2 separate regions of the Homo sapiens genome follow, and region 2 is linked to region 1. Evidence: chromatin loops called from intact Hi-C (ENCODE). Cell type or tissue: OCI-LY7. All regions are shown on one strand. Links, peaks and the distances in the headings refer to the core of each region. The heading gives the core; the rest is flanking DNA. Region 1 has its middle 4.7 kb from the start of FKBP1A-SDCBP2. Region 2 overlaps SDCBP2 (syndecan binding protein 2).

What was found. A loop is a pair of places that touch in the nucleus more often than their neighbours do. Peaks named below come from ENCODE experiments on the same cell type or tissue, not always from the same donor. Only the 100,000 strongest peaks of a DNase experiment are listed, where the experiment ranks them.
Region 2: it touches region 1 in a loop (7-fold over the local background); 96 of 110 quality-filtered maps call a loop at or near these places.

What each region holds. Positions count from the first base shown.
Region 1 is chr20:1,395,156-1,400,527 of GRCh38, forward strand. No RefSeq gene overlaps it. Among named protein-coding and RNA genes, the nearest start is that of FKBP1A-SDCBP2, 4.7 kb to the left of the region's middle. In OCI-LY7, for the core only: CTCF peaks have their summits at 2,763, 3,061 and 3,265; a DNase peak (open chromatin) is centred at 3,286; H3K27ac peaks cover 1,108 bases.
Region 2 is chr20:1,311,712-1,317,083 of GRCh38, forward strand. It overlaps SDCBP2 (syndecan binding protein 2), which reads right to left. Exons shown (of 9, transcript NM_080489.5): 5 at 1,629-1,787; 6 at 876-1,051; 7 at 626-797. It overlaps FKBP1A-SDCBP2 (FKBP1A-SDCBP2 readthrough (NMD candidate)), which reads right to left. Exons shown (of 10, transcript NR_037661.1): 6 at 1,629-1,787; 7 at 876-1,051; 8 at 626-797. Among named protein-coding and RNA genes, the nearest start is that of SDCBP2-AS1, 11 kb to the right of the region's middle. In OCI-LY7, for the core only: CTCF peaks have their summits at 1,969 (motif pointing right) and 2,172; a DNase peak (open chromatin) is centred at 1,960.

The sequences.
Region 1 (5,372 bases), core at 208-5,207:
AAACATGACCTCACAGTTTTTTGACACCCCAACCCTCATCTATGTCCCCTTTCCTAAAATCTCAGTGAGCTCGTGACTGCTTTGGAAATTTTAATGTAGTAAGAATACAGGCTGTAACAGAACCAAATTAACTGTGGCTGAAAAGAGGCTGAAGTTGCTGTCTCTCTCATGTAACAGTTCAGAGGCAGGTGGTTCAGTGCAGGTAGGACTTCACAGGCTGCCCAGGGACTCATCCTTCTTCTACTTGTGGCTCCCCATCCTTAGAATCCTACCCTCATATGCATGGTCCAAGTTGGCTCTCCAACATATTTTCATCTCAGCTAGTGGGAAGGGGGAAAGGAGGAATGGGGGGTACATTCCCTTTTCCTTTAAGGGTACGACTTAGAATTGCACACATCTCTTCCCGTTATACTTCACATTGACTATAACTTAGTTATATGGTCAAATTTAGCTGCATGGGAGGCTAGGGAATAAAGTCTTCATTCTGGGTGTACACACACCCAACTAAAATCAGAGGTTCTGTGCTCATAGAATGGAAGAATGGAGATCGAAAGATGAAATTAAAAAGAGGGCCCCAGCAGTCGCCAGGACACTGCTTCACACCACCTAGAGAAAATCAGACTGCAGCGAGAATAAATGATGGAGAATGAGAGCAACCAGGGGCGAGAGAGTTCCTGGATTCCGTTTTCCCTGAAGCCTAGCAGAATAAGGCTTGCCTCACATTCATCCTGTGGTCTCTCTCATGGCTCTGAATTGGGTATCGGTTCAAAACATAGACCTGCCTTTGAGACAGTGGCCATCTCAATCCATGGATATAAGCTTTGTTTATATAGATGGGGGTTCCCCAAGAACCTCACATTTGCACCACTTCTTCCTCAGTGCTTTGGGAAAACACAGGAAAGCATGTAGCTATCAGTTCTGCCACCAGACCTAAGATGAATTGGACCTGGGGACAAGGGGCACTTATTAAGCATTTATCTGATTTTTTGAAGTAACTGGGAGAGTTCCTTTCTAAATTAATTTAGATTCTGTTTATATATAGCCTAGTTATTAACAACTCTGTTAAGTAGTTAAGTTCTTTGGGATCACCCTTAGCAAACCAGAACAAAAAACAGAAAGAGTGAGTGACTCTAAGAGATGGAACTGGGAGAAAGAGCAGGAGATTCTGACTTTCATTTAATATCATTCTGAACTGATTAAATTTATTTTCACTCTCTTTGTGTAACAGGAGACAGGGAATCATTTCAGTCTGAAGTCATAAGCATCCCTCATGACAAGGGGAAGTGACTCCCTCCCTGAAGTTCTAAAACCTGAAAAATGGGGGTTGGATTTCCTTTGGTTTATCCTGTTTGTGGTTTACTCAGCTTCCTGAGTCTATAGGTGTATGCCTTTCACCACATTTGGGAAGTTTTCAGCCATTATTTCTTCAGATATTTTCTTCTGCTCCATTCTGTTTCTCCTGTTCTTCTCAGATCCTGGTAACACGAACATTAGATATTTTGGAATTGTCTCACAGGTGCCTGAAGTTCTGTTCAGCTCCCCCCAGTCCTTTTTCTCTGTTGTTCAGATTGGATAATTTCTATTTTTCTATCTTTGAGATCACTGGCATGTTTCCCTGCAATCTCCATTCTGCTATTGTACCCATCTGTTGGGAGCTGAAAAGGCCAAAGGGATTGTGACCAACTCAGCATTCCACTGAAGGATATATGATCAAACAGCAAACTGTTTATCATGAATGCAGGATGTGGGCAAACTCACAACTGCGCCTGCCGCCAGGAGGTTTGCTGAGGGCCCTGGCGCCATGCTCATTGAGATTATCTACTGGGACATCTAGATCCTATTGTTCAAAGACTGCAGTCTTGCAAGCCTGCTGTAAATCAAACTGCTAACCGACAATCACCCCCCACTTCTTGCTATCTCTTTTGCCTAATAAATGTGAAGGGCTCTAAAGCTCAGGCCCCCTGTTTACCAGAAGCAAGGAGCCCCCTGACCCCTTCTTTCAAATATGCTCTCTTGTCTTTGTCTTTTATTCCCATGTTTGCCCCCTTTGTTCAGTCCCCCAAGGTCTGTGCAGGTGACAAGTGGCGACCCAGAACAGGGACTCCAAGGATGTCGGACACGTGGCATCTGAACACAGGGACTTTGAAGACGTGAATGAAGAAGCTCTGCTGGAGCAGAGGAATTGAAATTGACAAGATGAACGGGGACCCCAGGATGAGTCTGCTGGCAGCAGATAGAAGGTCAGTGCCCTAAAGAGGTACTGGGAACGATATAAGGTCAGTGCTCTAAAGAAGTACTTGGAATGGGAAGTTTTCTGAATCAGGGTAACATGAAGCAGAATTTGTCTATTGAAGAAAAACATCATGTGCAGTTGCTTAAAGTTCTGTTGAGACAGTCTGGAGCTCAGGTTAATTCGCAGGCACTAACTAACCTCCTGCAGAAGCCACAAAAGGTTATTACGCATAACCCATGGTTTCCACAGGCAGGCACTCTTGATGTGGAAAATTGGGATAGACCAGGAGAAGGATTAAAACAGGCTCATCAAAAAGGTCCTAAAGTTGATTCTTCTGTTTTCTCCACTTGGAGTCTAGTTCGTACTGTTCTTCTGCTATCTCCTTATTATTCTGCTGGACAGCAGGCTGAGTCTAAAAAATCTGAAAGAATCTGTTGTCCCACCCACAGCTCCAATTGAAAATAAAAAATGGAGAGGGAGGATAAAAATTGGCCTACACCGCCCCCTCCAGTTGCAGAAACATCTGTACCGCCTCCTTTGGTAGCAGAAATAGTGACCCCAATACAAAGAATTTTATGCTCTGCTGCCATAGCTAAGGGGAGCCCTTAGGACCTTGTACTTTTCCTATTTCTGTAAGTGTAACGAGTGTAGCTAATAATGGGGTACAGAGCCCATTCACTTTAGGATTGGTAGAATCTGCATTTGGTGCTATGTGTCTTCTACCCTTTGATGTAAAACACTTGGCTCAAACTTGCTTGTCTGCTAGTGCATATCTGACGTGGTATTTAAATTGGCAAGAACTGTGTGCAGACCAGGCTAGACAGAACCATATTGCTGGACATGGAGACATTACAGAGGATATGCTATTGGGTAATGGCCCTTATTCAGACCTGGAACGTCAAATGGCACTCCCAGACGCTGCTTATCAGCAGTGTGCACAGGCTGCTAAACACACCTGGGCCACAATTCCTGAAGAGGGAGTCCCAGTACTGTCCTTTTTACATATCATGCAAGGGTCACAGGAACCCTACGCGCAGTTTCTTGCAAGATTACAAGAGGCAGTGAAGCATCAAATTCCTCTTGCCACTGCCACGGAAATGCTAACCTTAACTTTAGCTTTTGAGAATGCAAACGCAGATTGTAAACGTGCACTGGCACCTGTGAGGTGTACAAAAAACTTTTCTCAGAGCTTGTCAGGATGTAGGAACTGAGCTTCATGGGTCTTCAATGTTAGCGCAAGCAATGGCTAATCTAGCAGTTGACAAATCTAAAAGGAGCCAAGGATTAAGCCCTAAAGTAGGAAAATGTTATAATTGTGGAAAAACTGGACATTTTAAAAAGGAATGCTGCCAGATCTCAGGACAGAAAGGATCTTATAATGCAGTACCCCTCCCTCCATAGTGGAAAACATGCCAGGACTCTCCTCGCTGTAACAAAGGAAATCACTGGGGTAATCAGTGCCGCTCAAGATTTCATCAGAATGGCATCCCCCACTGTCGGGAAACGAGAAGGGGGCCTGGACCTGGGTCCCTCAAACAATGAGGGCATTCCCAGTTCAGACCACAACCCCATTTCAGGGGCGGGTCCCAGGAGAAACATTGATTCCCTCATTCCAGGAACACCCAGAAGTGCAGGATTAGATCTCCCAGTCAGAGAACAGGTAATGTTAGTTGGTGGAGACAAACCTATCAAAATTCCCACTGGCATCTGGGGACCTTTACCAGCAGGATACAGGGGACTAATTTTAGGCAAAAGCCACCTTAACTTGCAAAGCATTACTGTAGTCCCAGGAGTTGTTGACTCTGATTATGAAGGAGAAATTCAAGTAGTTTTAATGTCACAAGATCTTTGGGTTTTTGAACTGGGAGAATATATAGCACAATTATTGCTTATTCCCTGCAAATTATACCCTTCTCCACTAAAGGAGAAACAAGGAAATAAAGGGTTTGGGAGCACAACTACACGAGAAATCTATTTATCACAATCTATAGCCTCTAGTAGGCCCACCTGTGTAGTACAAATTAAAGGAAAGAAATTTTATGGGCTTATGGACACAAGAGCTGATGTGTCAGTAATATCCAGTAAGGACTGGCCCCCAGCATGGCCTCTCAGAATAACTGCCACATCCCTAGTGGGAGTAGGAGCAGCTAAAAGTGTTCAACAGAGTGCTGAGATTTTTATCTTGTCTTGGTCTGGATGGACAATCATGTACTTTTCAGCCTTATGTTGAAAATATAGCTATCAATTTATGGCTATAAATTGATAGCCATATCAGTTTATCGAGATTTACAGCATGGGATATGAGACTTACATATGAAAACTTTGATAACCCAGGATTTAAAATGTTGAAGGACATGGGATATCAGAGTGGGAAAGGTTTAGGGAAATCCCTACAAGGAAACCCTAACCCGATATCAGTAACTGGAAAGGCAGGTTAAACCCCGCAGGGAGATTCTTCTTTAGATTCCCCGCGGCAATTAACCAGAGGCAGAAGTTGAGTTCGGCAATGGCATGCCTCCCAGCTACAGCTACAGAAACCTTTGATTTCATTATCCCTCAGACAAAATTTTGCAGTTTTATAAAGTCCATTCTTTCATTCTTCCTGTGATTACTCATCACAAGCTTATTCCAGGTGGCCAGACTTATTTTACTGATGGCTCTTCCAAAGGTCATGCAGCTATTTATGGACCTAAACATACTCAAACAATAATGACCTCTGGGGTTTCAGCTCAACACTCAGAGTTGATTGCAGTCATTCAGGTTTTACAGCTCACAGCTGCAGATCCTATCAACATTGTCTGTGATTCAGCCTATGTTGTGAATGTAACCAGTCGCATAGAAACTGCTACAATTAAAAGTACTCTAGACCCCGAACTGCTTAATTTGTTTCACTTATTCTCATATGCTGCCTGCTACATGCCAAACAGGTGAGACAGCTGGTCATGTACGGCCACATTGTCTGTCATCATTTGCTCATATGGGGATTCCTAAACAATTAAAAACTGACAATGGACCCGCTTATACTAGTCATGCTTTTCAAAATTTCTTACAGCTTTGGGCTATAACCCATAAAACAGGAATTCCTTACATCCCTTGAGGACAAGGCATTATAGAGCGGGTACATCAAACATTACAATGT
Region 2 (5,372 bases), core at 57-5,056, 84 kb before region 1:
AACCTCACGACCCCATGGATTTCTGAATAACGATTTTCTAAAACATTCCTAAACTACTGAACATGATCCACTATACCAAAAAAAGTGCCATACAGAGCAAGGAGGTGTCCATGCAGCCAGCAATAGCTATTATGTATTAAGCACCTGCTATGTGCCTGGCACTGTGCTCAGAGCTCTAGGTACACTGTCTTTTTTTTTTTTTTTTGGAGACAGGGTCTCTCTCTGTTGCCCAGGCTGGAGTGCAGTGGCATGATCATAGCTCACTGCATCCTTGACCTCCCAGGCTCAATTAGTCCTCCCACCTCAGCCTCCTGAGTAGCTAGGACTACAGGTGTGCACCACCACGCTTGGCTAATTTTTTAGTTTTTTTTGTGGAAAGAGGGTTTCACATTGCCCAGGCTGGTCTCGTGCTCCTGGACTTAGTGATCCTCCTGCTTTGGCCTCTCAAAGCACTGGGATTACAGACGTGAGTCACCGCACCCAGCCCTACGAACACCGTCTTACTGAACCCTCACAGCAACCTTAGGAAGAGGATGCTGAGGCTCAGGTGGGGTAAGCAAGCTGCCCAAAGACCTGAGCCCTCCCACCACCCGGCAGTCCCTCCCTGGTGCGGCCACCAGCCTACCTTCAGCCCGATAACATTCTGCCCGTCCACCTCACACACGTAGTGGTTGGTGAGGAGCCCGTTGCGGGCCGCAGAACTCCCTTTGACCAGAGAGACAATCTTCCCCTTCTTGATCACGAAGCCGACGTGGCCCATGCTGTCCTTGTGCATGGTGACAGTCCGCTGGAACGGCCTGGCAGGAGGGACAGTGAGCTGTCCTGGGGACATGGCTGGGGTGAGACGGAGAGGCTGCCCGGGCCTGGCTACTCACCTGTCCCGAACCACCACGACAATCTTATCGCCTGATGCCTTCTTCACCACCTGATGGGCTTTGTGCGAGCTCCACCCAGCACAGTCACGCCCGTCAATCTGCAGGAGCTGGTCCCCAAAGCGCAGCCCCACAAGGGATGCAGGGGTGTTGGCCTGGACCAACTGCACAAAGAGCCCCTGGGGGAGGCAGGGCCCCAGAGTCAGTGTCCCTGGCCCACCCTAGGCACAGATCCCTCTTCCAACCTGTTGTTTTCCTCCTGATACTCCAGGAACCTACAGGGTGCCAGGGACACAGCTCTGCATGGCAGGCACCAAGGTTACCCCATTTACCGGGGAGGAAACACTCTAGGCCTCATAGTTAGGAAGCAGGTGAGTCAGGATTTCAACCCTGGCCTGGGGCTGCACTCCGAAACACTCCACTGTACCATTCACAAAGGCATGGGCTTCCCTGGCGTCGGCTGTCTACACCGTCGCCTGGAAGCTAGATGCCCTGGGCAGCGAAGGGCAGGTGGGGAAGGGAGGCTCCTCCGAGCGACGGAAGCCCACGGAGAGGCCAGTGGAGGGCCCTGCGCAACCCAGCACCAGCCCCGCCCGGGTCTCGGGGAGGAGGGACTGGGGGCAAGAGCCTGGCCGCTGGGGTTAGGAGGCCCGCTCTGCACCTTCCTTACTGTGGACGGGCCCTCTGAGCTCTGAGGCCTGGCGGGAGAGCGCGTGCAGCTCGAGCTCCTCTTCCCACCCAGCCCCCGCGCCCTACCTGGTCGACCTTCCGCAGCCTCAGCCCGGTCTTGCCGCGCTCGTCCTTGCACAGGTGGATCTCGCGCACCCCGGGCTTGATCTCAGCTCGCCGCACGCCCAGGCTGTACCCGGTTACCGGTGCCACCATCTGGCCGGGCCCGGGGCCCGAGACCGCTGTCTGCAGACACCAGGGGGCAGGGGGTCAGCCCGGCCCGTGGGGACCCTGTGCCTCAGGAGACACTGGGGTGGGGGTAGGGATGGGGAAAGGAGGATGGAGCCGTCCCCGGGTCCCCCCACGTCCCCAGTCCACGCTTCTCCCCTAGGGGCGAGAGGAGACGTGGCTCCACGCGGCCACTAGGGGGCGTCAAAGTCCATGCCCTTAAAAAGCCAGGAAAACGGGGAGGGAAGGGGCGAGGATACAGGAAGAGGCCCTTCATTTCCCAAGGGAAACTGGCATCAGGAAAAGCCTCCTTTAAAACCCACTTAAAATAGAAAAAGTCACAGTAAATAGTGAGCAACAGGGGATAAAAGGACTGGATTTTTGTCTTGAGAAAAATGTAAAAATATACAAATTCATGATGCAGAAAAAGGCAAGGAACTTCACTCTCCCAACACTATTAAAGATGGTACTGGAAGACCTAGCCAGCACAGTAGGCAAGAAAAGAGGGGGAGTCACACAGATCAGAAGAGAAGAAATAAAACGGTTCCTATTTATAGATGGCACGATGGTCTACTAGAAAATCCCAAAGAATCTACAAATAAACTCCTAGACCAAATAAAAGAGTTTAGCAAGGTCCTGGGATACAAAATTAACACACAAGATTCAATTGTACTTCTGTATACTAACAACGAACACATGTAAACTGAAATTTAAAATACAACACCAGGCTGGGCGTGGTGGCTCATGCCTGTAGTCCCAGCACTTTGGGAGGCCGAGGAAGATGGATCACTTGAGCCCAGGAGTTCAAGACTAGCCTGGGCAACTGTTGAAACCTCCTCTCTACTAAAAATACAAAAATTGGCTGGGCTGGTGGCAAGCACCTGTAGTCCCTGCTACTCAGGTGGCTGAGGCAGGAGAATTACATGAACCCAGGAGGTGGAGGTTGCAGTGAGCCAAGACTGAGCCACTGCTCAGTCCAGCCTAGGTGACAGAGCAAGACTCCACCTCAAAAAAAAAAAAAAAAAAAAAAAGGAAAGGAAAGGAAAGGAAAAGAAAAGAAAGGAAAAGAAAAGAAAAGGAATACAATACAATACCACTTACAATCACTCAAAAAAAAAAAAAAAAAAAGAGGCCGAGCTCAGTGGCTCACTCCTGTAATCCCAGCATTTTGGGAGACCAAGGCCGGAGGACCACTTGAGGCCAGGAGTTCAAGACCAGCCTGGGCAACAAAGCAAGACCCCCATCTCTGTTAAAAACAAAAACGAAGCAAAATAAAACCTAAAAACAAGAACAACAAAAAGAAATACGTGTAAATCTAACAAAACACATACAGGAACCGTATGCTGAAAACAACAAAATACTGATAAAAGATATCAAAGAAGACCTAAATAAATGGAAGATTCTCTGTATTCACGTGTTGAAAGAATTAGTAAAGCTGTCAATTGCCACCAAATTGATATACAGATATAACACCATTTCTATCAAAATCTCTACAAGATGTTTTGCAGATCCAGGGAAGGTTAGTCTAAACTTTATATGAAAAGACAAAGGAATTTAGAATAGCTAAAACAATTCTGACAAAAAGAATAGCGAGAGGAATCACCACCAAATTTCAAGACTTATTATATATAGCTACAATAATCAAGACAGTGTGGTACTGGTGAAGGGATAGACAAGTATCAGTGGAACAAAGTAGAAAATCCAGAAATAGCCTCAAATGAGTAAAGTCAACTGCTTTTTGCAAGAGTGCTTTCAACAAATGGTGTTGGCTGGGCGCAGTGGCTCATGCCTGTAATCTCAGCACTTTGGGAGGACAACACAGGGAGATCAGCTGAGGTCAGGAGTTCAAGACCAGCCTGGGCAACAGGGTGAAACCTCATCTCTACAAAAATACAAAAATTAGCCAGGTGTGCTGGAACGTGCCTGTGGTCCCAGATACGCAGGAGGCTGAGATGGGAGGATCGCTTGAGCCCAGGAGGCGGAGGTTGCAGTGAGCCAAGATCATGTCACTGCACTCCAGCCTGGGTGACAGAGTGAGACCCCATCTCAAAACAAACAAACAAACAAAACAACAAAAAAAGCAAATGGTGCAACCATGGCAAAAATATGAACTTTGACTGAAACCTAACTCCTTACAAAAAAATTAACCCAAATTCAATCATAAACGTAAACGCAAAACATAAAACTATAACCATTTTAGAAGAATACGAAGGAGAAAATCTTTCGGACTTAGGGCTAGGTAAATATTTCTTTACAAAGTATGAGCCACAAAAGAAAAAAAAATCAATAAACTGGACCTCATCAAAATTCAGAACTGTTAAGCTACAGACTGAGAGAAAACATAAACCACACATCTGACAAAGGACTTTAGAATACACAAAGAACTCCCAAAACACTACAGACAAGCCCCAGCCTGGCCAACATAGCAAGACCTTGTCTCTGCAAAAAATAAAAATAACAATAATAAAAGAAATTAGCTGGGCATGGTGGTGTGCACCTGTGGTCCCAGCTACTCGGGAGGCTGAGGTGGGTGGATCACCTGACCCGGGAGGTGGAGGCTGCAGTGACCCGTGATCGCACCACTGCACTGCAGCCTGGACAATAGAGCAAGACCCTGTCTCAAAAAACAAGAAGAAGAAAACAAGCCATTTAGAAAATGAGTAAAATATATGAAGAAACATTTTACCGGAAAGAATATACAGATGGTAATAAGCACATGGAAAGATGGTCCACATCATCAGGTGCCAGGGAAATGCAAATTAAGACCATGATGAGCCATCATTATACCTATCATAGTGGCTAAAATATAAAATAGTAATAATACCAAATTCTGGTGAAGACATGAAGAAACTGGAGCACTCATGTATTGCTCACGGCAAAATAAAATGGTATAGCCACTCCAGGAACTAGTTTGGCAGTTTCTTTTTGAGACAGGGTCTCACTCTGTCACCCAGGCTGGAGTGCAGTGCTGTGATCTTGGCTCACTGCAGCTTCCACCTCCTGGGCTCAAGCAATCCTCCTGCCTCAGCCTCCTGAGTAGCTGGGGCTACAGGCACAAGCCACCATACCTGGCTAATTTTTGTATTTTTTGTAGAGATAGGATTTCACCATGCTGCCCAGGCTGGTCTCGAACTTCTGGGCTCAAGTGATCCACCTGTCTCAGCTTCCCAAAGTACTGGGATTACAGGCATGCACCACCACACCTGGTGGCAGTTTCTTTAAAAAACTTAAACATACATTTGTCATACAGCCTAGCAATTGCACTTTGGGCATTTATCCTAGAGAAATGAAAACGTATGTCTATACAAAAACCTGTATAAGAATAACTTTGTTTGTAACCACCAAAAACTGGGAACAACTTAGCTATTCTTCAACAGGTTAAACAAACCCTGGTACATTCACATCATGGAATACTACTCAGCAGTAAGAAGGAATGAACTATTATTGACACACACAACAGCCTGGATGGATCTAGAGGGTATTGTGCTGAGTGAAAAAAGCCAACCTCAAATGGTCACATACTGTACGATTCCACTTATGTAACATTCTGAAATGACAAAATTATAGAGATGGAAAACAGAGGGCCGGATGCCAGGGGTTAGG